Regions from separate parts of the Homo sapiens genome. Here regions 1, 2, 4 and 5 are each linked to region 3. A link is a contact called in ENCODE Hi-C or POLR2A ChIA-PET data. All regions are on one chromosome and are shown on one strand. Each heading gives the region's core, a stretch centred on a gene start or an enhancer-like site at or near the end of the contact. The rest is flanking DNA. Distances are from core to core; before and after follow the strand shown.

Evidence for each region. A loop is a pair of places that touch in the nucleus more often than their neighbours do. ChIA-PET counts read pairs that join two places held with the same protein, here RNA polymerase II (POLR2A). Pooled maps may share reads with other maps.
Region 1: a map of GM12878 shows a loop between it and region 3 (2.7-fold over the local background). The contact joins two enhancer-like sites. A Hi-C loop is called at or near these places in 4 of 168 maps with a recorded cell type or tissue (B cell, Calu3, GM12878 and 1 more), 27 of 37 single-sample maps with no recorded cell type and 10 of 50 pooled maps. POLR2A ChIA-PET finds 5 or more read pairs at or near these places in 2 of 52 experiments (OCI-LY7 and PC-9).
Region 2: a map with no recorded cell type shows a loop between it and region 3 (2.4-fold over the local background). The contact joins two enhancer-like sites. A Hi-C loop is called at or near these places in 2 of 37 single-sample maps with no recorded cell type and 2 of 50 pooled maps.
Region 4: a map of B cell shows a loop between it and region 3 (2.8-fold over the local background). The contact joins two enhancer-like sites. A Hi-C loop is called at or near these places in 1 of 168 maps with a recorded cell type or tissue (B cell), 4 of 37 single-sample maps with no recorded cell type and 4 of 50 pooled maps. POLR2A ChIA-PET finds 5 or more read pairs at or near these places in 1 of 52 experiments (OCI-LY7).
Region 5: a loop to region 3 is called in a map of B cell, with 4 times the contacts of the local background. The contact joins the promoter of ZNF608 here to the enhancer-like site in region 3. A Hi-C loop is called at or near these places in 4 of 168 maps with a recorded cell type or tissue (B cell, Calu3, chondrocyte and 1 more), 18 of 37 single-sample maps with no recorded cell type and 9 of 50 pooled maps. POLR2A ChIA-PET finds 5 or more read pairs at or near these places in 2 of 52 experiments (WTC11 and activated B cell).

Annotation. Positions count from the first base shown.
Region 1 is chr5:124,638,596-124,643,971 of GRCh38, reverse strand. ZNF608 (zinc finger protein 608) reads left to right here. Exons shown (of 10, transcript NM_020747.3): 7 at 289-461; 8 at 2,567-2,720; 9 at 4,758-4,839. Among named protein-coding and RNA genes, the nearest start is that of ZNF608, 110 kb to the left of the region's middle. Within about 2 kb of position 2,636, at least 4 of the 41 ENCODE cell types and tissues checked have a DNase peak (open chromatin) inside an H3K27ac peak, as active enhancers do.
Region 2 is chr5:124,788,211-124,793,314 of GRCh38, reverse strand. No RefSeq gene overlaps it. Among named protein-coding and RNA genes, the nearest start is that of ZNF608, 44 kb to the right of the region's middle. Within about 2 kb of position 2,193, at least 3 of the 41 ENCODE cell types and tissues checked have a DNase peak (open chromatin) inside an H3K27ac peak, as active enhancers do.
Region 3 is chr5:124,055,574-124,060,885 of GRCh38, reverse strand. LINC01170 (long intergenic non-protein coding RNA 1170) reads left to right here. Exons shown (of 6, transcript NR_125774.1): 6 at 938-1,092. Among named protein-coding and RNA genes, the nearest start is that of LINC01170, 380 kb to the left of the region's middle. RefSeq lists an enhancer at 3,985-4,174. Within about 2 kb of position 3,490, at least 10 of the 41 ENCODE cell types and tissues checked have a DNase peak (open chromatin) inside an H3K27ac peak, as active enhancers do; they include B cell and OCI-LY7, where a contact is called at or near this core.
Region 4 is chr5:124,900,571-124,906,018 of GRCh38, reverse strand. No RefSeq gene overlaps it. Among named protein-coding and RNA genes, the nearest start is that of ZNF608, 160 kb to the right of the region's middle. Within about 2 kb of position 3,583, at least 9 of the 41 ENCODE cell types and tissues checked have a DNase peak (open chromatin) inside an H3K27ac peak, as active enhancers do; they include B cell and OCI-LY7, where a contact is called at or near this core.
Region 5 is chr5:124,744,956-124,750,716 of GRCh38, reverse strand. It overlaps ZNF608 (zinc finger protein 608), which reads left to right and starts at 4,078. Exons shown (of 10, transcript NM_020747.3): 1 at 4,078-4,522; 2 at 5,545-5,761. The coding sequence starts at 5,728. RefSeq lists a silencer at 1,721-1,960 and enhancers at 1,840-2,838, 2,966-3,145, 2,839-3,837.

The DNA.
Region 1 (5,376 bases), core at 1,387-3,886, 580 kb before region 3:
TACTGTCATAATCATTATAGTTACTATTCCTTTCACTTAAGCGGACACGTAAATGTATGAAATGGCTATAAGCTCAATTCTGTTTATAACCTCCCTTCATCAGGATGAATTAACTGGGAGAAGAAAATTGGAGAAGCTAGACACAGTTTAATGATGATGTAGCCCATTCTTAATGTAACCCCCTATTTTAAGATCTCTTTGACTCTTATCCCAAATTCATGTAACCCAAATGATTTTTTTTAAAGATATAGCCTGTAACTTGATGTGGCATTTGTTGTTTATCTGCAGGGGCATATCTCTCTCCAGGATTTCATTATCCTGTTTATGGGAAGATGTCAGGGAGAGAAGAGACAGAGAAAGTCAATACCAGCCCTAGCGTCAACACGAAAACAACCACTGAATCTAAAGCACTGGATTTGCTCCAGCAGCATGCTAACCAATACCGCAGCAAGTCTCCTGCTGTAAGCCTCCTTTTGTTGTTATTTAAAAGTACTGTGATTTGGGGAGAAAGGGGAACAAGCTAGAGAACAGTCTTGAAATATAAATGGTTTCGGAACCCAGCTGTGATTTCAGGATGCTGTTTTATCCTAATACGTAAAGAATGGAGCGTTCAAAAGTAAGACGCTTTCACACATGAGAGAAAATTGTTAAAGCACGTATGGCAGTAGCAAGCTTTTCTGTTGCAAAATCTAGTATACCTTGCTTACCCAGGAGGATGGTTGTTAGGTGGAAATTTAAATTCATAGGAACCAACTTTTGGTGCAAAATATGTTTGATAAGACATTGAGGAATTAGGTAACAGAGGAGTATATTTTATATAATTTTGGTAAGTAAGTAGTTCAGAGGCTACAAACTGTTGACTTTTTGGGCAAATCAAGCTTTTCAAAAAATGTTTTCTTGCAGGATACCTTTTAAAAATCAGACATTTTACATGCAAGTTCAGATCACCTCTTTCTCTTAAGACAATAGAAAATCTGGGCCGGGAGTGAGCCACTGCCTGTAATCCCAGCACTTTGGGAGGCCGAGGCGGGCAGATCACCTGAGGTCAGGAATTCGAGACCAGCCTGGCCAATATGGTGAAACTCCGTCTCTACTAAAAATACAAAAAGTAGCCTAGTGGTAGTGGGCACCTGTAATCCAAGTTACTCAGAAGGCTGAGGCAGGAGATTTGCTTGAGCCCGAGAGGCAGAGGTTGCAGTGAGCAGAGATTGTGCCACTGCACTCTAGCGTGGGCGACAGAGCAAGGCTCTGTCTCAAAAAAAAAAAAAAAAAAAAAAAAGACAATAGAAAATCTGGTTCAAAATGACATGGCAGTAACTGATGGGAACTAGTAGCCCCATCTAGGCAGATGTGCTGCTCCCCATCAATGTGCATGGATATAAATAGAAGCTCCCTAATCTGCATCACTTATCTTTGTTGTTAACTTGACTTCTGGAGAGATTTGAGGTTTCTGCTACTTGTATTGACCCTTCATATTCACATCATCAGTGTTCATGGTTGGGGGTTCATCACGAGCAAAGCTGAGTGCCCGTGACATGTAATAAGGCACAAATTTGAGCCTTGTACAGTGTGAGGCTCATTTGCAAGAGTAAGTCATGTGGCTTAGGAGTGAGAGCTGTGTCTGCTGTTTTCTGGCCTTGACTCTTTGTCATGTCCCTTTAACTCTGCTGAAGTAATACAATGTCTGTGAAAGATGGCTCTTCCCCAAAAAAGGTGACTGCTCTAGTCCTAGAGACTGTTGTGAAGAGAGACTAAACAAAAATAGGATGGTGCTTGGCTAGGAAAGAGTTTAAAGTAAATTAAAATAATAGTATCTGCAATGTGTGTGAGTCTACCAGAAACTCTATAGAGAAACCAGAAAAGGGGATTTCTGAATCTTTTTCTGAGTCCTCCTTCTTAGTACAAGGATTTCTTTTAAGTGAGAAGTATAACTTTAGTTAAAGGGTGGTTAGGCTGTAAAGGTAGAAAGTCATAGGAAATGAACCATCCTTACCCCAAACTATGGTTTGGGAGGATGGGGCCTTCTCTTTGAGAGTTCAAAAATTGAGAGATTCAAAATGTGGGTGTAGGACAGTGATTTCTTGTGCTTTATATTGGCATATAACTTTAGAGCATGTTTTTTCAGTAGAACAAAATGTATACAGACACGTTTAAAACTGTGAGATATGTTCTCTCCACAAAATACAAGTGTAATTAGAAAACTTGACCTTAAAGATATCTCCAAAACTACTTATTTTGTAAAAGTTGTTTATGGGAAGCAATTGGGTAAATTCTTAACCTGCAATTATGAATGAATATAGAGAGAAATCCTCTTATTTCCGTCATTTCAGGAAAACATTGGTGTCACTTGGTTTACTTTGGGTGGAGTAGTTCTTTTGTGTTGGCTTAATTCCAACTGAAACTAATGCATGTTTTTTGAAATTCTCTTTAGTTACTAAAGAATTGTATCTTTATATTTACTTTTTAATCATTAACACAATATTGTCGAAGGGACAAAGGTGGTTTAGTACTCTTAAAAGTTGATTTTCAGAGCATGAAGGGGGAAAATTTCTCTTTTCTGTTGCAGCCTGTGGAAAAGGCTACAGCTGAGCGGGAACGGGAGGCAGAAAGGGAAAGGGATCGCCACTCCCCCTTCGGCCAGCGGCACCTGCACACGCACCACCACACCCACGTTGGCATGGGTTACCCGCTAATCCCGGGTCAATATGACCCTTTTCAAGGTCAGCAGCTCTATCATTACTGTGTCTTTGTCCATTCTGCTTTGGAAAACAGTTGCTAAAATTGCATTTCACATCTTAAAAATATTGAGCTTTGAGTTCACATTAGCTCTCAGGAGGGTTTTTAACACTTATTTTCTAGTGACACAGCTAAGGCTATTCCCACATCTTTGTATTCTATTGAGACATGAAATGGCTACCACTTAATAATTGTCACCAGTTGATGTTATCGGCAGCTTACTGTTATCTCACAGACTGAGGGCGGTGGCCAGTGTCTGGGGCACTGAATATAACAATCAGAAGATCAGATATCTACTTCAGGAAAATTGTAGAAAAAGGGAGGGATGGTGGGAAGCTTTGGTGAAATTACTTGTTCTGATTTCTGCATGCCTTTTAAGTTGCTCTTTTCCCATGGAAATCATGGGAGTAATGTGATCAGGTTTAACACTTTTATAACCTCATTCGAGGGTTCTTCACAGCCCTTCACTGCTGCGACTTCACTAAATGGGAGAATTGAGAAAGAGAAACATGTTTTAAGCCATAGGATTGATATGAGGGAATCTTCACCTTGTAGTTCATTAGTTGAGCATGTATTATTTGTCCCATCTTTGTCATCTCATAGTAGGTGGGTGGTGGCACCATCTTTACAACTTGCTAGAATACCACAGATTGCATGGCTTTAAACAACAGGAATTTATTTTCTCACAGTTCTGGAGGCTGGAAGTTCAAGATCAGGGTGCCAGTACAGCCAGCGTCTGCTCAGGCCTCTCTTCCTGGCTTGTGTGCAGCTGCTGTCTTGCTGTGCGCTCATATGACCTCTTCTTTGTGCATGAGCTGGTGGGTGGGGAAGGGGCAGGGGGGAGCCCTCGTGTGCTTTCTTATAAGGACACTAATCATGCCCTATTAGGGTCCCACCCATATGACCTGATTTAACCTTAATTACCTCCTTATAAGCCCCATCTCCAAATCTAATCACATTGTGGATTAGAGCTTCAACATATTTTGAGGAGACATAATTTAGTCTATTGCACTTGCCAAGTTGCCTCTTATGCTACTGTGTGAATAGAAAGTAAGATAATATGTTTGAAGGTGTTTCCAAAACTGGGAAGTGATATACAAATGTGAAGGGGTCATTTTTATTTATTCAGGTCTTTTTAGTTGATGTCATCTAGTAGTGTTAAAAGAGAGCTTTCCTATTTCTTAAACAATTTGTATTGAGTGTAATAAGAACTTGGAAGAGAAAGAGGTTTTATTTCTAGTCTAACACATTATATCTATATATAAATAAAGTATATATGAGAAGAAAACAATTGTCTCTTTTAAGATAATATTATTGTTATTGTACTGTCTTAAGTTACCTCTGGGAAAAGAAAATATATCCAAATAAAAGACCTAGAAGGAGACAGTAATCTTCCCTAGGTTTGCATTTGTTTACTCTATTTTTCCCCAGGACTGTCTTCTATAGAATTTAAAAGAATTCTCTGTTAGGCAACATCATGCCATTTGGAGCTATTACAGTCTCTGACTGCTACCTTTGTCTTGCAGGGTGAAAGTTAAGAGCATTTCTAAGTTTGATTTACTGATTCTGTGTATCTTATGGGATGCATTGTGTTCAGTCACTGGGGAAAATGTTAAAGTGATAACAATTATTATGAAAGTATTGTATTCTAGGCAAATAGCATGCCGCTTCTGTAATTCACTGTGACTTTTGATTCCTGTTGTTACCTGGTATCTGTTATTTCTCCTGAGCTTCCTATTCAGGGAATGCATGCAAACCATTTAGCACCATGCAGAGCCGGAGAGATGGAATGCTGTATCTCCTTCGAATAGCTATTAAGAAAACTGCAGAGTATTCAAGAAAGGATAGATAGCAGATAGACCAAATGGTTTGTACTGTGTCCTTGCTGCATGAAACAGTTCATGTGTGTGTTTAGGAGAGGACACCATGCTGCTACTAGGTCTGCGGCCCTTCTCCACTGGGCCTGTATCTACTCTTATCCTTCTAAAGATCACAGACACTCTACATTTTTTCCCCATTAGGCTTGACCTCTGCTGCCCTTGTTGCCTCTCAGCAGGTGGCTGCCCAGGCATCTGCATCTGGAATGTTTCCTGGACAAAGAAGGTAAATATCCTCTACATTTTTAATTAGTTGTAGATAGAAATATCTTAATGGTTGGGAGGAAGCAAGTACAGGATTTTTAGACCAAAAACTTAACTCCTTGGGTTTTATATCATTGTAATGAATGTGTTTATTATGCCAATATAAGTTGCTTCACATGCAACTTAAATTCCATGAACCTCATTCTGTAAGGGTTACATAGATTAGTAATTAACTGATTAGTTTTTTAGACAGTTGAAATTTTCTTGGGTTATCCTTACGGCATTTCTAAAATAATTCACCATGACTCCCTTTGTTTTATTATGTTTAAAGATAAAGTCGCAAATGGAGACATTTATTTTCATAATGCTAAAGGTAATGTTTGTTCTTTGATATTTTAAATTATTCCCTAAGTTTTATGAAGGAAAATGATTTAAAGGAATTAAATTATTAATATTATAAAATTAATATTTTTCACAATGTATATCATTACTTTATGTTTATTCACTTTCTCTGGAATTGAATTCCACATTTGAATGGAATTAAAATAAGACTATCGGT
Region 2 (5,104 bases), core at 944-3,443, 730 kb before region 3:
CTCTTTTTTTTGTTGTTTTGTTTTTTACTTCTTTTGAGACAATGTCTTGCTCTGTCACATAGGCTGGAGTGCAGTGATGTGAACACGGCTCATTGCAGCCTCAATCTCCCAGGCTCAAGCAATCCTCCTGCCTCAGTCTTCTGAGTAGCTGAGGCCACAGGTGTGCACCACCACAGCTGGCTATTTTTTGTTTGTTTTTTATTTTCTGTAGAGATGAGGTCTTGTCATGTTGCCCAAGCTTGTCTTGAACTCCTGGGCTCAAGCAGTCCTCCTGCCTTGGCCTCCCAAAGTGCTGGGATGAGAGGCATGAGTTACTGCACCTGGCCAAGATTATCTTGATTGTCATAAAGATATATTTAGAAGTGTCACAAGCAGCCTTGGAAAAAAAATTGTCTTGTTAACTATATTGGTTAATGGGTAACTGCTACACATAACGTAATCTTTGTTTTAACCTTAAATGTTTGACGGTAGTGTGAGTGCTTCTGATGAGGACATGGAAGTGAATGTGTAAAAAGCATGTGATCGGCCGGGCGCGGTAGCTCACACCTGTAATCCCAGCACTTTGGGAGGCCGAGGTGCGCGGATCACAAAGTCAGGAGATCGAGACCATCCTGGCTAACACGGCGAAACCCCGTCTCTACTAAAAATACAAAAAATTAGCCGGGCGTAGTGGCGGGCGCCTGTAGTCTCAGCTACCGGGAGGCTGAGGCAGGAGAATGGCGTGAACCCAGGAGGCGGAGCTTGCAAGTGAGCCAAGATGGCGCCACTGCACTCTTGGCCTGGGTGACAGAGGGAGACTCCGTCTCAAAAAAAAAAAAAAAAAAAAGCATGTGATCATCCACATTTTATCTCAGGCTCCTTAAAAAGAGGAAAAGGAACTTATGTCTACTAAAAATTATTGTGTGTGAATGTCCTACAAGAGTTCTAGGAGTTACTCTACTATCAAGATGTTTAGGAATTTGTCCATATTGAACAACATTCCTTCCTTAAAATGTCTGGCTATCATTCCATATCATTGTTGATTTCAGATTATTTAAACTCCATCAAAAACACGTCAGCTACCACTTGCAGCCTCAAGACTATACAGTTGTCCCTCAGTATCTATGTGGAATTGTACCAAAATCTGCACATGCTCTGTCCCTTGCACAGAATAACCTAGTATTTGCATATAACTTACACACATTCTCTCATATACTTTAAGTTATCTCTAGATCACTTATAATACTTAATACAATGCCTACACATCACCACATTCACGTGAATTCAACACAATGCTCGGCGGGTGGCAAATTCAACTTTTGCTTTTGGCAATTTTGTGGGTCTTTTTTTCCCCAACATTTTCAACCCGAGGTTGATTAAATCCATGGATGTGGAACCCAGGAATGTGGAGGACCAACTGCATACACAGATGTTACACCATTTTTAGAGAAAAGCTTGTACATTTTCAAAAAGTATTTGTGGTTAGTTTATTAACATTATTTAAATAATAACACAACCAGAGTTGATTTGCTGCCACTACCTTGGAAATATTTAAACATTATTAAAACTAAGCTACACATTCTAGTTTTATCTCTAAAATTAATGCTTTTAGGCTCAATTTATGCCTGTCAACAAGTAATGATCATAGATGTGAGCTGGCTCATAATCCAGAGGTACTAGGTTACAATGTGTTACCATGGAAACTGTGTTTTATTGCATTCTCTCTTCTTGATTTAAGGCATTTGACAATCATAGCAACTGTTTGCCAGTCTTCTCACATCATAAAAAATTCAAAACCACAAACAACCAATAGAAAAAAAAAAAGAAAAAAAGAAGGAATATCCTCTACTGTTCTCAGACCCCTCTAGAAACATAAAAAGGAAATGACAGCCTTATATTTAACACGAACCTTTTGTGAATAGTTTATCTCTTAGAAAGTCTAAATGTGTTGGAAAATTCAATCAGTGGTTAGTCATCGAATGGACCTGTCTGCCTATGGTTCATTTTGTTTATTGCATCATATATCTTTTATGATCACTGGGACTTTAGCCTGAAACAGCATTTTCTTTAACAAGGACCGTGTTTCCTTTAACGTTGTTTATTGCATCTGAAACATTACTCTTTGAAATCATGGTACATTTTCCATCGAGCAAAGGTCTGCAACCGAATCTTGCATGAATGTGTTTATTCAGGAGCTAGAGCAGAGGGGGAAAAAAAAAACCACCTTATCCAGTTCATGTAACATTAATCACTTTGCCAGTGTTCAGCTGAGGTCATTGCCACATTCCTAGCAGTATTAAGGCAAGTCAAGATTAATCACATACATTAAACCTTGGAAGGGGAGCACGTGAAAGGGATCTCAAATTAGACATGTCTTAAAAGACAGAGAAGGGACTGTAGCTAAATGGGTTTACCTTGCTGCAGTCTGTCTTGGATATAACTTGCTCGCTTTTACCACATGTAGTCATACAACTGCTATGAATCTGTAGGCCTTTTTCCTATTTCTGAAAGCTTATAAGTCAAATTTAAGGTCTTTCTGAGCATTCAAAATAAAGACTCATTCACCAAACATCTTTTAGTACATACTAAACACCAGGCACCTGCTAGGAGCTGTCCATGCCAAGATGAATGAGACATAGCCCTCCCTCTCTCTGCCTCCTCCAATAAGTGCATAACCCAACCAGGAGCACTAATACCACTAATACCATGTGCACTGGGAACATGATTTGGTGTGAGTACAGAAGGGAGAATGGCTGATTGTGATGGGAAATCAGAAAACACCGAAGTTAACTTCAGACAGGGAGAAAGATGAGAAAAGCAATCTAGACATAGGAAACAACATAAAGCCTTAGTGAGTGTTCATAGACTGATGAGTAATCTGTTGGGGCTGGGGCAGAAAGCAAGACTGTGTAGGAGAGTTGGAAGGCGTGGTAGAAGATGAGATTGTACAGTATCTTGGAGCCAGATTGCAAAAGTCTTTGAACATGTACTTTATTCTAAAAGGAATGAGAAAACTGTGAAGAATTTGAAGCAGAAAAGTTAGAATAATCAGATTGTATTGGAAAATGATTATTTGGGGCAAAGGCAGGTTGGATGGCAGATTAGTTGGTAAGAAACTAGAATCACTGTCTCCAAAGTGGAAGAGAGTACAAGTCATCCAGAAAAGCCGTGATAACAGCTTAAACCCATAGAGTGGAGAGAAACACTGTGGAGCCAGATATGACAGAACTAGTCAATAGAGTTCCGGAAGGGAGCCAGAGGGTGGACGGTGGAGCAAAAGGAATCTAAGAAGATGCCAAGGGATTTGGTTGTGTCAAATAAGCAGATGATAATGCCATGGACCAAGGCATGGAAGGTCATGGGAATGGTGATTTCTGTTAGGATGTTATGGCACTCATGAGTGACAACAGGGCTGGATACATTGATTTGGGGGTCATCAACTTATTCTTGATTGTTTAAGTCATAGAGGAAGATAAGACTATTACAGGCAAAAAAGTAGAAAAAGAAGGAGAGAGAGTCCAGGGAATATTTTATGGGAGAAAAACTATTTCCCATTTTTTTGTGATAGTTTTTACATTAAGAAAAACATTAGAGGCTTGAGGAATTTTTATGTTTTTTTTTTCTATTTACAAAGTAAACTTGAGACATAGAATAATAATTTCTTAAAGACAAAATTTGAGAATAAATATTAGATTGAAAATATTTTATATTGGTTGCTTATATATAATGCAATCTGTATTTAAGATGCTAGTGGGCTCATATTTATAGAGTAATGTTTCACATAAGAGGCTAACATTATTTTGAACCATTGCAGCTTTAAATGTTCATAATATGCATATTTAAATATGTGCTTATATTGTAGGTGACAGATTTATACACTTCCCATGTCAACCATCCTACACTTTCATTAAAGATTTGCTTATTTTTAAAAATACATTTTATGCTCCCATAAAAAGAGGAAATTAAATCGTAAAAATACACACAAAGTTAGTGTTTACAGTCTAACTACTACTGACGCAAGAACCATCTGAGTCAGTGTTGTCTTTCCCCAGTTGAGTGTGGAGAGAAGGCCCAGGTTAACAGCTTAGTCTCTGCTGATGGAGATTTGAATTGCAATGACTGAATTTTCACTTAAACCTAAATATAACAAATGTGAAGTACGAAAGTATGATCTTCTAATAGAGCAGAAGACTGAAATCATATTCATCCGTGCTTTGCCTCATCTTTGTTAATACTGAAAATTAAGAACTGTTAATCATCCAGTAGCAAGAAACCATTGGAAAAATAATAATTTTATGTTAAATTCAGAAGGAAGATTTATACTTTTCAATGAGTTTTCTGTGAACTCATACAATAATTCATTCATTCATAAGTACTCACCAAGCAGCCATAATGTGTCAGATGCTATGAGTGGATAGAAGTTGGTGACACAGGCTGGGCGTGGTGGCTCACGCCTGTAATCCCAGCACTTTGGGAGGCTGAGAAGGGCAGATCACGAGGTCAGGAGTTGGAGACCAGGCTGACCAACATGATGAAACCCCGTCTCTACTAAAAATACAAAAATTAGCCGGGCATGGTGGCGTGCGCCTATAATCCCAGCTACTTGGGAGGCTGAGGCAGGAGAATCGCTTGAACCCAGGAGGAGGAGGTTTCAGTGAGCTGAGATCGCGCCACTGCACTCCAACCTGGGTGACAGAGCAAGACTCTGTCTCAAAAACAAACAACAAACAAACAAACAAAAAAGAGAAGATGGTGACACAATCCTTGCACTCAAAGAGTGAATACTCTACTCTTTGGGAAAGGATAAGATAAATTCTTAGGTTGCCATTGTGATTGGCTGGACACACTGTGTTTTGCACAACTTCAGGGGGACCCATTTACATATAGATTACAATGTAGCCCCGAAGAGACTCTAACCCTGCCTTAAACCAATTGGCATACCCATCTCCCTGGCTACAGTGAAGAGCTCAGGGATGAATGTGTGACCCAATCAGAGCCAATGAGATGTGAAGAGATGTTTGCTGAGACTTTGGGAAAAAGAAGCTCCCTCACTCTTCCTGAGAGCTCCCAAAAGGAGCTCATGGTTAATGTGGTGTAAGGATGTGAAATCAGAAATTGCTTTGGG
Region 3 (5,312 bases), core at 2,241-4,740:
TATTATAAATTCTGGGCGAACTTGGCACAGCATCGGGTCAGAATATTTTATCAGGCAACCTAGAGCCAGAGCTGAATTTTCCTTTTGTTTTCTGGATTTTGATTTCTAAATGTTTCCTTAGAACAGGTACTTGGTTTAAATGGGATTTAAATAAACTCAGCTCCAGGAATTAGTAACCAATTTGCTTTTAAGAGTCATGTTTCGTGTTTCACTTAATAGGTATCACATGTTTTCAGATGGTCTTTTTTCTATATATTGATGTCAGCTTAAGTGGAAAGAAATTCAAATAATCAAGCACCATAATACTTAGAGATTACATCCATAAATCAGGCTTGGCTATAACATCAGTATATGCTTAGGATCTCATCATGTTGCATGCCATAGAATATTTGTGTGTACGTGTGTCATTCATGTCTGAAAATATTTTTGGGAGGCAGCAGTCTAGTTGTTGGCCTGCTAATCTGAGAAAAAACACCTGGCAATTAAATGGAAACAATTGTAGGGTTAATTGATAGGGGAAGACTGATAGGATTCTGGCTGTGCTTGGGATCATGATGTGACCTCTGAGATATCATGGATTGGAAACTGGAAAATATTTTACATCTTGCACTTGAAAAAATATTTGAAGTGGCACCACATGGCAGAGTTAATCAGTGTCAAAATGTATTGCTTCAAGTCTTTGGAAAACATTAAGTAAGAGGTAAGTGGAATAAAAATGTTTTCCTGTTTGTTATGGACTAAACTGTGTTTCCTCAAAATCAATATGTTGAATCCCCAACCCCCAATGTGACTGTATTTGGGGATGTGGCCTTTAAGGAGGTAATCAAGATTAAATGAGGTTAAAAAAAAATGGTAGAACCTTAATCCAATGTGACTGGTGTCCTTATAAGAGAAAGAAACACAAGAGAACTTTCTCTCTCTTTCTCTCTCTCTGCAGGAGCACAAAGGAAAGGCCATGCGAGGACACAGGGAGAAGACAGGCCCCTACCAGTCAGGAAGGGAGCCCTCACCAGAAACTGAGCTGGCCAGCACAATGGTCTTGGACTTGTAGCTCCAGAACTGTGAGGAAATAAATTTCTGTTGTTGAAGCCACCCAGTCTGTGATTTTTTTTATGGCAGTACTAGCAGATTGATATACCTTCCATCTAGTTGCCTGAAAATAGGGTCTAAGGTACCATGCGTAAATAAAACATATCTGTGGTACCTGTGGTGCCAAAGCAGACATTTTGTATTTTTGTGGATTATCTGGGGACAGACACAGCTCTTACAGCTGAATAGAAATTCTCCCGATAGTGTCTGAAGTGGTTGTAAAAGTTGTCAGAGTGAGGGGAGTGGACAGCCGTTATTTTTGTTTGCCTACATTTATTTCTCCTTCCCCTCTAACATCACAATGGCTTTCCTAGAATAAGTGAATCCTCCCTCACTCTTCTCATGCTTAGTCCACATGATTTGGGTATGGCTGACTCCACCCCATGGCTCTAAGTAGGGCAGGTGACTCAGACCTGGAAGGAGGAGTACAGTAGCCCCTGACAGAATGATTACTCAGGAGAGAACGTGTGACCATCACAGCCATTTAACATCCACTTTTTCTGGAACTGCTGGGAAAGAAACATGAAATTTCTGTTGGATTTACTAATGTGAGAGCCTGTTAGTATGGAGCTGCTTGGGACCATTTCTCAAGGAATTATGTCAAAACAGAGGAAGCCCAAGTCAAGAAGAGACTAGTGTATTTCTGAAAGCACTCTTACAGGAGCAACATCCAGTGATTCTTGGGCCTAGACTTGGACTTTTCCGTTACTATCGCTGATACATTAGCCCATTTTTGCATAAGCCTGCTTGAGTTGAATTTTAGGCTCTTACAGAAGGAAGAGACATTTTGGTTATCACTATGGCTGACGCTTAAAAGAGAGATTTAAAATTTCAACTCAAATGCCCTCTCCCTTCTCACAATTTATCCAAACTTCTATTAAGCTTCTATTAAGGCTGAGTTCAAGTTATACATTCTCTGTGGGTAGCCTCCTCCTCTGGACTGTCATGTGAACCGCACAGCAAGAGAAGCAATGTAGAGGCACTGGGTTTCACAACACATGCAGTCAATTACCTGGATGGGGGCTAGGGGTCGCCAGGAGTTTAAGGACTACTTTTTAGAAATTTATTTGTTTGTCATTTACTAATTGTAGTGAGTTGAACAATGTTCCCCCCCAAATCTGTGTCAAACCAGAATCTCAGAATGTTATTTGGAAATAAGATCTTTGCAGATGTAGTTATTTAAAAATCTCAAGACGAAATTATCCCAGATATAAGGTGGGCACAAAGTTCAATGACAGGTATCCTTATAAAAGAGGAAAGGACACAGAGACCCAAGAAGAAGGCCATGTGGAAAGAGGGGCAGAGTTTGCAGTTATGTTGCCACAAGCCAAAGAACACCAGGAGCCACCACAAATTGGGAGAGGTAAGGAAGAATTCTCCCCTAAAGTCTTTGGAGGGAGCATAGTCCTGCTGACGTCTTGATTTCAGACTTCTGGCTCCCAGTGTTATGAGAAAATAATTTCTCGTTTTTAGACACCAAATTTTTTTATTATTTGTTATGGCATCCATATGAAATGAATACACCAGTGAAGCTATAAAGTATGAGAAAGTGGGGAGAAAGCTGAAAACTCTAAGAAATGACTTTGCTGGAGAAGGGGAAGTTCATGTCAAAGTTCATTAGCATTGAGATAAAAAAGATCAGTGCTATTCCCCATACACTGTACATTCTCCCTTGTGCCTTTATCCTAATTAATCAGATGCTGACCAGGCTTTGTATATTATCTGATGGCCATTCTCAGGAAAAGCAAGGATTTGCTGAGCTTTTGCACTTTTCTGAGATGGGGAAGGCACTGAGAAAAAGGGCGCATGACGATTTTACTACAGAAATTCTGCAGTGTGATTTGGCATCATGACAATTTGGCCATCTGCTTTGTGGAGGGAGTCCAGCACCATCAACGAGACAGTGTAATTTCTGTCACTTCTTAGAGAAGCATCCTTGTAACACAACAGTCCTTTGGTGGGTTCATTGTGTGGCAGTGTAAATTTTCATGACTAGGGTCCTCGTCCATCCTGGTTTGCCTCAGACAGCCCCAATTTATGCCTGTTGTCCTGGCTGAATTAATTACAGCCCTCCCTTTTTCACTTTGAAAAGTGTCCCTGTTTGGATGATAAATTATATAGCCACCTTAGCTATGACACAATCTCTCATTAAAAAAAAAAAAAAAAAGCTGTAAAGCTTTGCAAATTGATTTACTTTCATTTTCTTGCCAACCCCACAAGATTACTTACAATGTTTTGGAAATAGTAATTACATTTTTTTTTAAAGAGAGTTTTGCCTGGGAGTTAGAAAAGGGAAGTTCAAAAAGGGAAGTCTATGCTGTCTGTTTCCTAAAGACTGTTTCGCTCCTCCACAGCAGGTGCCCCCACCAGTGCCTCCCTACCCGCTCCCAGCTTTGGTGGCAGAGCAATGCCTCTATCCAGTGAAAGGAATTTGGCTGCTTCAGCAAGGTGACAACTGCACACATCCATATCTGCAAGGCAGGTGTAAGCTGGCATTTTGCCCAAGTCTAGCCAGACAGCTTCATAAATCCTGCCCTTACCACAGCCCGAATTACTTTTCATGACACAAAGCCAAGCTGTGTTATTCACCTAATGCCCCGATTTACAGTTCCCAAGACAAAAGAACATACAGATAGAGTTTCAGGGCTCTGTTTGCCTTCACGTTTATCTAAAGGTCAGTTTCAGGTCACGCTCAAGAAACCTGACAAATGGTGGTGAATAAACCTAAAAATAAATTAAATGCAAGTGGGAAACTTAAGCATTCCTTATTCTTGTGCCAAAAGAAAACTCAACCCAATTGACATTCTTTTAATATCTGAGATAAACAGCTGTTCTCTTATTCATGGCATCGTAGGGAATTATCATGCTCCCTTCAGCTCCTGCGCACATGTACATGTGTGTGCTTCCACATAAGGTACCCACATGTACACACATACACACGTCTCGGCGCAGTTCCCGTTTAGGTATTTGTTCTTGTGTCTTTAAGGACCTGAGTTCATGGAAGACTTGAGGGTCCTCAGAGTGAGAACTGCTCTTATCTGGAACAGTGCTGTGGTTGCCCAGGAGTACCACTCATGTCCTGCCAGGCTCAGGGGCACTAGGACGTCAAGCAGAAATCTCATCACTCTATGAACGAGAAAATCAGACCAACAAATGCCGGTCCTTGGAGAGAGATAATTGCTCATATGCCAGATTCATGAAGGTGAGAGTTGAGCAGTTAACCTGAAGAATGCTTCATGCAAATAGGCTTAGAACTGCGGAACAAGAAAGTGCTGGAGCCCCACCAACTGAAAATACCTCTGCAGAAACCTCAAGACCTCAACAGTCCATTGCCGAGTTGTTGGCCATGACAGGGCTTCTAGAGCAGCACTTAATTTACCCTTGGTAATTCTAAGGAAAATGATAGACAACAACAAAAAACCCACCTTCTGCCCTTCAGAAAACTGCAATAGACTTTGAGATCTACCCCACTATGCTGTGTTTTTCTATATGTAAACCTTCTCTATGATGTAGATTTTCCTTCCTCCCACTCCATCCCCAAACCCCCAGCCTCGCTTTTCTATTCACAAGATTGGGACAGAAATTTCACTAAGAGAAGTAAGACACTGCTGGAGAAGAAACACACTGAGCCCATCACATTTCACAGTGGGTTTGTAAATTCCAGCTGCCTCTGTTAGGGTTACAGAACAAGCCCAGAGTTGTTTCTAAAGACATAGTCAAGTAAAACTCATCACTGTCAAGCTTCTGAATGCAAGGAAGAAGTGTGGCAGATGAATGTGTTTCTGTGACTGGTTTGAAAACCTGCCATATGGTTTGTGGACAGTAGCATTTGGACAACTGAGGTATAAAGGAGTCTTATGGCACCATCAGCAGCCACATTTGCTCACTCTCACCCTCTCAGCTCTCACTTGTCCCACACGTACAGATGGGGCCCTACTGCAAGACTTTTTGGCTTTCCTCCTAACAGCTTCCATTGACTTACAAAGAGTGCAGGCTGGAAGCACTGGGATTTCATTCCCCCAGAGAGCAGCCAATGGCACATGGGAGTTGGTGGATATATACCCCAGTGGTGAGAACTCTGAGATATGTTTTACACTGGCTCTCAACAGTCCCCAGTGGGGTTATGCCCCCATTGCCCACCATGATAACTGGCTCAGTAGGGCACCGTTTAGCGGCTTCTTTACCTTCCCTCTCTCATTTCCTCATCCCACTACTGGTGCTAC
Region 4 (5,448 bases), core at 2,334-4,833, 850 kb before region 3:
TGACTAATGAAGAATTAACTATTTCTGAGCAGTTAATAAAGATTTTTTTCCTCACCAATCAACATACTCTACATGATCCTTATAATTACTAAAAGCATTAAGCCCCTGGTATGAGTGCCCACATGTCAGACGGGAATTCTACTCTGAGTAAATGACAAATGGCAAACCTAATCCCATTTCACTTAATTTTTTCTAACATGTTCACTGAAATAAGAAATAATGGAATTCCTAAGTATTAGAAAAAGATGGTTCAGTCCAAAGCATTTGTTAAATGAGTATTGATGAGGTCTTTAGTCATATTTTATTGTGATGGAAGATTTTATACTCCAGTTCAGTTCTTGTTAGAATCAAGAAGTTAATTGGCTCCAAACAGGGGTTTTTACTTGCTTGTTTTGTTTTTCCTTTATTAAGAAGTGCACTCATCCACAACAACACAGGAGAGAAAGACTTGTGTGAGGAACACTAATATCTGCCTCATAACAATAAGAGGGAAAAGGTACAACCTAACCTTTCTAAAAAGCCTTGGGGCAGTGTTTTGCTTTTCAATGGAAAGGTCGTCCAGAATTAATTAAAGTCACTTTCCTGCTGAGGAGCAAGCATTTGACTTTACTTTGAAGGCTCAAAGAAAGTTGCTCATACTGATTTCTTAGAGACCCACATTTAAGACAGCATAGCCAAAGCAATTGGTCAGCCTTTAAAAAGTAACCTCCTTTTGGAGTCAAAAGTCTGAACAATTAATACACTGAAGACTTAGGTGCCTCTGAAGACACAGGCCAGAATTGGCAAGGCAAAACAAAAAGGGTAAGAACAGCTTACTTTTCCCTAAGAACTATTACCTCTCATTCAGGGAGGATCAGTCCTCACATTTACGTACACCATTTTCCTTCTTATTTTTAACTTAAGCTAAATCCTGTCGTTGGGACAGCTGCTCCCATTAAACAGAGAGGAGGAGGATAAAACCATACTTAGCAAAAATAAAAAGGATGTCATCTTATCGAAAAGAAAATGTATTTTGTAAAGGTTTGCATTACATAGGGAAAAAAAGGGGGTCAAATACACAGACAGTAACTCACCTTCTCAAAATATTCCTCTGCTGGAAGATTCTACACACTGTGCCTACCTAAATAAATAACCAGTAGGGTTGGCCACCTGCAGTGGCTCACGCCTGTAATCCCAGCACTTTGAGAGGCTAAGGCAGGCGGATCACTTGAGGTCACGAGTTCGAGACCAGCCTGGTCAACATGGCAAAACTCCGTCTCTACTAAAAACACAAAAATTAGCCAGGCGTGGTGGTTGCATGCCTATAATCCGAGCTACTCATGAGGCTGAGGCAGGAGAATTGCTTGAACCAGGGCGGCAAGGGGGAGGTTGCAGTGAGCTGAGATTGTGCCACTTTACTCCAGCCTGGGTGACAGAGCGAGAGTCCGTCTCAAATAAAATAAAATAAAAAACGAGCATGGTGGGGTGATCTATGCACATTATGATTTGTCTGAGAATCATTTGTTTGGCGCTTTGCTTGCTTGAAGATGACTCCATTAGTTTCCCACTTACGAGTGAAGGTTAGTGACTTAGTCTTCCTGAGCTTCAGTTTCCTCATCTATAAAATGATATTATAACATCTATTTTGTTGAATAGTTGTAAAAATTAGTGACAGCATAAACCTGGTATACCAAAAGGCTACAGACAAACTAGTATAAATTTGTTATTCACTATGTCCATTGCTTTGTGTATTTACCACATTTTATAAAAGCGACTAGAATCCTAGAATGCCCCACAAAAACCTTCTGGGCCTAAAATTGCAATCAAGTGGGTCATAATACATTAGCCTGACTTCTGAATACTAGAAGTTTGACAGAGCCCAGCTCATCCATCATGGACCCATCACTGGACACAAAACCTTCCCTGGTTGCCTCAGCCAGAAATAAACCTTCCAAACGTGGTGTTCTAATTTGCCTTGTACTTTTCCCATACAATTCTTCACACCCCGTCTTCGCTTAGAATTATTTGTAGACAGATCTTGGATCTGTATTCCCAGCACTTAGCACAGTGCCTCAAGCACCAGAACTAAAAAGGGGTTTGTGAATTTCACTGTCTTGTGGCAACTTTACAGCCTAACCCCACGTGGATGACTAAATGAATCAAAAAGTGAATGTATTTAGAGATTATCTGCTCTTTCTTTATTCTTCTGTGGTGAACCCTCTCTCCCACTTTTTTCTCCACTGGCTTCTAAACTGTGTCTCTTGAAGTTTGTCCGCCACCTCCCGCCCACATCATTTCCCCACAGTTGATCAGTTGACAGTAAAAAGACAGCAAGGAGGCTGATGTCTGGATGGCTGGATCATTTCTAAGCTGGGTATTTGCAGATCAGGGGTTTCCTGCACTTTGACAAGGATTTTTAAGCGAGTATGGTAAACAGAAAGTTGTAGATTGAGACTCTATAAAGGTGAATCAAAGTGTCTTTTGAAATCACTGGTTTCCCCATATCCCTATTGCCATATCCCTCATTATTCAGAGAAATTACAGAAAAGAGAGGTTAGCCTTCCAGGGTTACTAGTGATTTGCTGTGTTGACCTTTGACATGCTCTTTAATCTCTTAGGACTTTAGTATTTTCATCAATAATAATAACAACCTGTTCTAATTACATCACAGCCTTGCTAGGCAAATCATATGAGAGTAGTATATAAAAGATATACTACTATATTACTAGAACTAGATATTAAAAAAGGACTAGGTTAGCTTGTGTAAATAGCTTTTTAAATAATGAATGCTATGTGAATCAATATATTAATAATGAGAAAAATTAGATTTGCTTGAAAACAAAATGCTATTAAAAACAGGAAGAAGCCATGGGAAAAAAGTTTAATTTGTCATTATAACAGGTAAAGAATATTGCTATAGTCACCTTCATAATGCTCTGAGCTTCCTACCCTTACAGTGAACATTCAATACATTTGGAATAAAGAACACGTTTGAGATACACTATCAAATCAAAATGGTTTTCCTGGTTTGATCAGTGGTGGAAATCGAGGCTATTAATTTAATATCCACTCCTTCTCACCATGCACACTGGGTCATTATTTAACTGTGAGCAAATGGTCTAGGTGACTCTTAGCAAATCCTGAAAATATGTAATTTCCATTCCCACTACCAATTCCGATCAAGGCCATTCTGAAGTGCAGCAAATGAGTTTAAGTACAGGGTTGACACTGCACCGAGTACTGGCACTTTCTTGCTCCAGAGGAAGACAAATGTAAATGCTTGAAAAAACACAGTTGAGAGAATAATTGAAAATGCGTTCAATGTCTTCATCCTCTGAGAATATGTGTGTGCATGTGTGTATTTGTAGTTGCTCTTTCATAAAATGTGTATGTGTCTGTTTTGATTCTGAAGCTTCCCTCTGGTGTGGGTAGGTTTCACAGAGGGGTTCTGGCTTGTAAAGGTTAACCATGCAGAAATCAAGGCTTTGTGCATTTTTGCAAAGGTCACACTCATCAGCAGTTCCGGAAAGACTGCTGGGCAGGGCCATGGTAACCACCCCATGAGTGAACCATGGCTCTGGGTTTCATTTCCTTTAAGAACACCGCTACAGCCCCTGGTTGTGTCACCAAGAGATAAAGAGGCTGCTCAGTCACTTGAAATTCAATTTGTACATTACTCCAACCTAGCCCACCTCTTTCCTTCATGGTGTTTGGCAGCTGCTTGCTGGCACTCTGCATTTCAAATGCCTGAGCTGCAGGAAGCTGTTTAATAAGTGGGATAGGTTTTGATTAATGTAACAAGCTAAAAATAGACCATGATGTAATGCATATCTCAGCAGGAATCACAGAGCAAATTGGACGGTTTCAAAGGACCATGCTGCAGCAGAGAGTTTCTCTAAAGAAATATATTTATGTTTTTATAGCACCTTGAAGGGTCAAATTGTAGAATGAGTACATTTTGGACATGGAAGCTTGTCCTGTGGGTCTTTGAATAGCAATTATAGGTGACCACACAAGAAGCTCCAGAGAAAACTGGATATTTGACACTGACTCAGGTACACTAAGGGTCATCTATACTTCACCAAACACCCTGGTATTATTATTTTTAAAAACAGCAAAAGCGAATAGAAATGGTAGCAGTAAAATTCTGGCAGTATCTGTAAACTCAGTTATTTAAGTATTGCATTTAGTTTCGTCTAATGATCTAAAAGCCTCATGTAGTCCTATGTTTAAAGGCATTGATTTAAATTTCTCATTTCTTAGTGGATAAAATAATTAGAATTCATGTTGCTTGGTTTAAGAAAGACCAATGAAAAGAAAAGCAATAGACTTGTACGGCAAGATTCCCTTATATTTACTGAGAAATGGCACAATATGTAAATGAAATGTGGGATCACTTTTCTTAAGGGAGCAATAATTAAAGATTAAAAACAAAGTCTGGAATGTACTAAAAAGAAATGAAGGAAATAAATTCATTGTTTGTAATTGTTGTTTACTAAATCTATACATTGTAAGTTGCTAAAAATCACTTTGGATATTTAGTCAAAGTATGTGTGTCTGTGTATGTGTGTTGATGTGGTGTGGTGGGGGTAAGGGATGGGGGAAAATCTTCCCTTGCTATAAATGCAAATGAGTGTGTGGAAAAAATTATGTTTTTGTATTTTTCTCTACAAGTAATTTCACCTTCCCACTATGAGAATCTGTGTACTTTATAAATGGTCCCACACTCTGGTTACTGTAAAGATGTTGACTTGTTACCTTGCCAGTGAGGGAGAGCCAAAATTAACATTCTTAGGCTGTATGAGTAATATTTTTCCTAGAGAACTTGCCTATCTACTCAAAGTACTCATCTCATGGGATAGTCAATTAATACAACCAAGGTATAGATTCCATGAAAGTAAGTTAATGCCAAAAAGAGCAAAATTTGCCCAGCCAATGACCACAGTCCTAACCAAGCCATTCATTTTAAGAGTATCAACAATCAAATAAAATCCATCATCATTATTCCACGACAAACAACACAAATTGATTAAACTGTACTGTAGTGGGTTGAAAGGTGCCCTCCAAAAGTTATGTCCCTGGAGGGGATGGGGAAATGGGAAGCAGCTTTTCAGTGGGCATAAAGTTTCAGTTGTACAAAATGAATGAATTCTAGAGATCTGTTGCACATTATGCCCATAGTTAACAATATATTGTGCACTTAAAACTCTGTTAAGAGTGAAGTATTCTTACCACAATAAAAAATACATTTAAACGAATGTAAAGTTATGTGTCCTGGAACCTGTGAATGTGGCATTATTTGAAAAAAAGGGGTTTTGCAAATGTTAAATTAAGGACAAATGTTATTTGATTTAGGAATCACCATAATCCAGGATCCTAAATCAAATGATGTGTGCCCTTCAAAAAGAAGAGAAGAGAAGACACACACTCAAAGGAAATGTTGAGGTGAAGACTAGGGCGGAGGTTGGT
Region 5 (5,761 bases), core at 2,829-5,328, 690 kb before region 3:
ATGGTGCTGTATTCTTATCAATGGGGCATACACAAATGTAAAATCTGTATATTCAAAAATATAAAACAAATCTCAAAGCTAAAATGGAGGCTAGGTAGATATCAGATCCCTAATTTGCCCATTTTATTTGTTAAAGTACAGCTTTGATTTGAATACAAATTGACTTAGGGAGAGCTAAGGACTAGTACAGATTGCATTCCTCTGGTTTATATGTCCCAATAAAGGGTGGAAACTGCTGTTTATTACTATTTGCAGCCTCAAATCTAGTTCATTTATGGTAGTGAAACAGCTAATTGGCAATTTTTTTATGGACTAAATATATTGAAAGCTCAAACATGAGTCAATAGCCATTATTTAAAATATGTGACATAAATATTTTTATTGATCCACGAAGTCATCACTGAATATTTACATCAGAAGCTGTCTTCTGCTAGCACTCATTCACTTTACATGTCCATATGACTCAGTTAAGACACAACCTTAAATTACAATTGTCACGTGGAAATTACAATCCCAGTAGTACTGGATCTTTAAAACTTGGGATCATGATGCTTTCAGTTTACAGTAACCTTTGACTTTCAAATGTCCATATTGTAGCTTCTAAAAACAATGAAGGTAACAATAAAAAATTAAAAATTAAATGTACTCTAAAGGCTTAATATATGTAAATACATTAGCTTAAATATGTTAGCTGTTATAGTAAAATGTTAAACTTGTTATTTCATATTAACCTCTCTTATCCTATGAGCTGAGTCTCATTAACTTGGTTGCTGGCATTTGTCCTACAATAAATTCTAAAATATTTCTGTGTTTGTGGATTGTAGATGTAGCATTCAGAGGATTCATGATGCCCCCTTCCCCACCAGTGGGGTTAAAGATATGGGGGAAGAGGAATTCTGACCCTTCCACAGTTTAAATACGTGTACTGGGACTGTTTAACAGTTAATCTTCCTAGTACATTTAACTTTCATAAGTCGATTTTTTAAAAGATGAGGCTGGCCCGAGGTGTTACTATGTTTAGCTGGGGCCTTATTTTAATATTAAGTTTTTCTTTTTTGGAGTCACATAACACCAGGTGGAAAAGATTTGTTACTAATTCCAGGGAAGAACCATTCACATAGTGTTGGTTAAATGGTCGCCTGCGTTCACACTTCAGTGCCTGTAGACCAGAGCCCTGGAAACAAAAGGGTTACTTGTTTCCCCACCATCGCCTTTACCCGCAGATCGATTTTTCTTATTTAATCAGCGAGTAAAAAGAGAGACACAGGGAAGAAAAAAAAAAAAAACTGCAGGAAGGGCAAAGTGGTGGGGGGAGGGTTGAAAGCCAGAAGCTGCAATACAGAAAATCAGTCTTGGGAGTTGGGCTGCGAAGTCCTTGGAACAAGGAAGGGAAGCCGGCAAAATGCTCGCAGTCAGTTCCACACAGCCAGCCTCCCTTTTCTCTTCGCTACGCGCTAGCGGCTCGTTTGGCTTCTCTCTGCCACCGAGCGATCACATACATTATTTCCCCCAAGATAACACAATCAAACTTGTATTTACCGACATCCTCTCCTCGCAGCCTGTTTGAGATTTGTTTTAATAAATAAGTGTTTTATGTGAATGATGTAGTAATTGAAAGGGGCGCACCATTTTTTTGCCTTCTTACTGCGGGAGGTTCCTCAACCCCAATCTGGTTGGAAAATAAAACGCTTTGTCTCCACAACCACCCCCCACAGCACCCCCACCCGCTCTCAGTGTGTGTTTTATACGTGTGTATATCTCAACCCCCTACAGTAGCCAAGAGAAAGCAGCTAGCCAATGAGAGAGCCCAGTTTCATAAAAGCTGCTCTCTGATTGGCCCGATGCGAAAGGGCACTGGGAACAAAGAAAAGTCCCTTTCAGGTATAGAGGCTGAGAGCTTCTTTTGCTCCACTCCCCCTGTGTGTGTGTTGTGTTTCAGTCCTGATTTAGTGTTGCAGAACAAGCTTGTTGTGTGTGTGCACCAGGGGGATTTTTGTTTTGCTTTTTTTAAATTTTAATTTTTGCTTTTATAAAAAATACACAGGACGGTCTGTGACATTTGATGGTCCATCTTCTTTAATAATAAATTTGTTGAAGAGATTATAATTTCCAAAATAAAGCGGCTGCAACCAAACACATTCAATGCAGTTAGAAGGAAAAGGTCAACTCGATCCAATACAGACCGTAAGTACGGTTGCGTGGTGTGTCTCTATATAGCACTTAGCGGGGACTTCATGCAGGGGAATGTGCGAGTTTTATGCATAGAAATGAGGAACTAGTTACAGGGTTTGGCTTTTGCATTTAGAACAACAACCCAAGAAGGGTGAATTTTATTCAGTGGAGGGTGAAGCATTTGTAACTTCACACAAATTAAGCTTGACTGGGCACTCGGGGTAACTTAGAGGAAATTAGCTTTTGGGCTCTAACCCAAAGGAGAATAAAAGTGACACAGTTGCATATCCTGGTCTGCAGTGTCAATTCTCTAGCTCACCTTACTCCCTCCCTCTTCTGTCCTAGCTGGGCAGACCCCCCTCCCAAAGCGATCCAGGAAAATGGGGGCAAGGGCAGAACAAGCCGATTTCTGTCTCCTGTCAGATCCCAGTGCCCGATAATTTAATATTAAACAAGGGAATAGTCACTCATTACATGTAATGGTTATAATTACCATTCGCCATCTCCTTAAAAAAGCAAGCAACAAAAATACCATTAAGAGAAAAAATAAAAGCCCCACCCAACCCAAACAAACCCACAAATAGTAACAATGGTGTATTTATTACAGGACCAGGCTGGGGAGCAAGCAAAAGGTTTTTCTTTGTTTAATACATGAAGTGGGGGTCCCTAAAATCCAAGTAGCTCGGAGATACCCTTCTCCCTCCCCCAGGCGTCCCCGTCCCTGGCCCCTTGGGAAAGCCGACAAATTGGAGATAAGTTGAGGAAAGGTTTATAAAGTGTTTCTTTAAAACATCTGCTTTGCTCTTGTGCTCATTACATTTCGCTCCTTCCGAACTTCGGAGATCCTAGATCTCCGAGAAATGTTTCACATTCATAACTTGTAGCTTCGCCCACTGCGGGGGGGCGGGGGGAGGAGGTTGGGGGAGTGTGTGCAGGGGGAGGGGAGAGACTTTCAGCTTTTTTTTTTTTAAAGACCAGATCAGTATTTTCTTGATACGCTTGTCACCATTTTTGTTCTCACGACAACCAATTGAGCCCTTGATCCTCACGTGATGTGAAAGGCTTGCACTGTAACAAAATCGCTCCTTTTAGATGGTTGGTTGTTACTAACTCGCCCATCCCCCTCTCCCAGCCCCGACATTTCCAGCAAAGCGACTCTCCACTTCCAATCCATCAACAATTCATTACTGCTTTTAGCTTCCAAACGCCAGCTAATTAAAAATACTAAGCCAAGCTCCGGGGCCATCTGACTAAACACAGGAGGGGCTGGGCGAAGGGAGAGGAGAGAAAAAATAAATAAAAGGGAGACACACCGTTTGCTGCGAGTATAAGAGGGAAAAACTCCCGAAAAGGGTCGCCTTAAAAAAAAAAAAAAAGAAAACAAAAACCTTATTTTGACTCTAATTATCGAATTACCACATGACTGGCTGACCTGAGCGACAGAGGATTCCACTCCCCTCGGGAGCTATACTAGGAACTCAGTTCCTTTTTCTTAAAACAACATAAGACAGGAAAACATCACATCCTTTAGGTTTCGAAGACTGAGCCCATTTTAAACGCCGTTATTTTCCCCACCCCACCGCCCCAAGCCCCCCGCCCCCCGCCCCGAGCGAATGCTGTTATAACTGGTTTATCAGCTCACTGAATCATCTGCTGTCTCCTCCTCCACACCTTTCTTTTTCTCCTCTTGCCCAGTTTCTCATCCCACCCTTTCTTCTCCTCCTCCTCCCTCTACTCCCCCCCTCCTTTTCTCTTAAGTTAGTTCAAGAAATCAAATCTGTCAGGACGGGCGGAAAAATGCCACTTCCCGACTAACAGGCGGAATCCAGCCCAGATTTTCAGTCCTTTCTTCTTATTCTTTCTTCCCTTTCACTAATTTATCCCGATGTTAGCACATTCTGTCTCGTTACTAGCGGACGCCTGTAGGTTTGCTACATGGGATCATTACTGATCACGGTGACTCTGAAGTCTGGAACTGAAGGCGGAATGAGAAGTTGGGAAAACTTTTTTCTCTAAACTCTCTGTTTTTTAAAAAACTATTATTCTCGATGCTTGTTAAGAGGAAAAAAAAACCTTTGGTGCTTCTGTTGTGAATGTGAAACATTATTTTCCAGCTGTACAGTGACACATTTTTTTTAAGGAGAAAAGGACTGATTCGTTTGCCAAAAGGGGGGTGGGGAGGTGGAATAATGTTATCGAGTGATTATTCTGGCTGAGATGTGTTATTTGGTTTCTTCCTTCTTGATCATTTGGTGTTTAAGTAAAATGAGGCACAGGCTTGTTTGCCGAGTGGAGTGGGAAAGGCATTTTGATTTGCTGGCCTAATTAAAAAATGATAAAGGATTAAAAGGTAAGCAATGTCTGTGTGTGTGTATGTGTGTGTGTATGTATATTTATTTATTTTTTTCTTGACAATCAACTGTTAAAAAGGGGCTGATCCCTTTAAAAACCGTTTTAACTGCTCTTTGTCAAACACACTCATTTGCGGTCATTGAGGCCACCTTGGCGCAGATCACTTAAAGTGTATGTCTTAATCAGTTTTCTGTACAGTCAGTAGCACCGTATTTAAGAGAGTGAGCAATTCTCTGACCTAGGAATATGGTAGAATTGTTTAAATGTATTTTTTTCTCAAAAGGCAGGTATTTAACTTTTTATATAACACTGTCTTTTCTAGAGAGAAATGCTCTTAAAAGACATGCATATTTCAAAAAAGAAATTGTAGAAGCTGTTTGGGAAAAGAGGATAGGAGGGAGGTATGTGTGTGTGTTGGGGGCAGTTATTGGTTGTTTTTTCTGTTCCTTACTAGGAACAAAAAACAGATTGCCCAGACAATTTGTAAAAAGAAGTACTGAAACCTAAATTAGAAATAAGGAAAATTTAGCAACATTCTATTCTGAAAACTAGCCTCAGAACTTCCAGGGTCTGGTCTTCTAAATTGCAAGATCTAGGACATGTTTAGGGATGTTTAAAGCTGTGTTCTTCCTTCTTGTCTGAGTGTTCAGGCTGTGTTTCTGGGGTTGAGATATCACATGTGCCAGACTGAAATCCTAAACTTTAAAAAAGAACACAAAAACCTTTCTGGACTTGAATCAGATCCTTAAGATAATTTAATGCTTTTAAAAAGGTGATTATCCTTGTGTTGTTGATAAAGGGATTTTCTTTTTAGCTACCGTAAGATGCTTACTGTCATAGGTTTATTTTTCGGGTTTGGTTATTTTCCTTTAAACCTGATATTGGACTGTGAGGACAATACATGAGCCACCTTACTCTCCATCCTTCCCTGTCCCCTTTACTGATTCCCCAATACTAATCGTTTTTTATTCTGGTAACACCCAGACAAGAAATATTCGACTTTTCCCCCCCCCTTCACAGGAAAAGGTGGACCTGGACTGAGGGTGTAAAATCCCTGGACACATTCGTGGGGCAGGAAAAAGAAGAGGAAGATTAGAAGATTTTTTTTTTCTTTGAGAGAAAGCCCAGCGGAGATAAACGAATGTCCCCTCATCTCCAAAGAAAAGTTCATCGGATTTTTATTCTAGAGAGCTCATCTTCAGGATGTCAGTGAACATTTCTACTGCAGGAAAAGGTG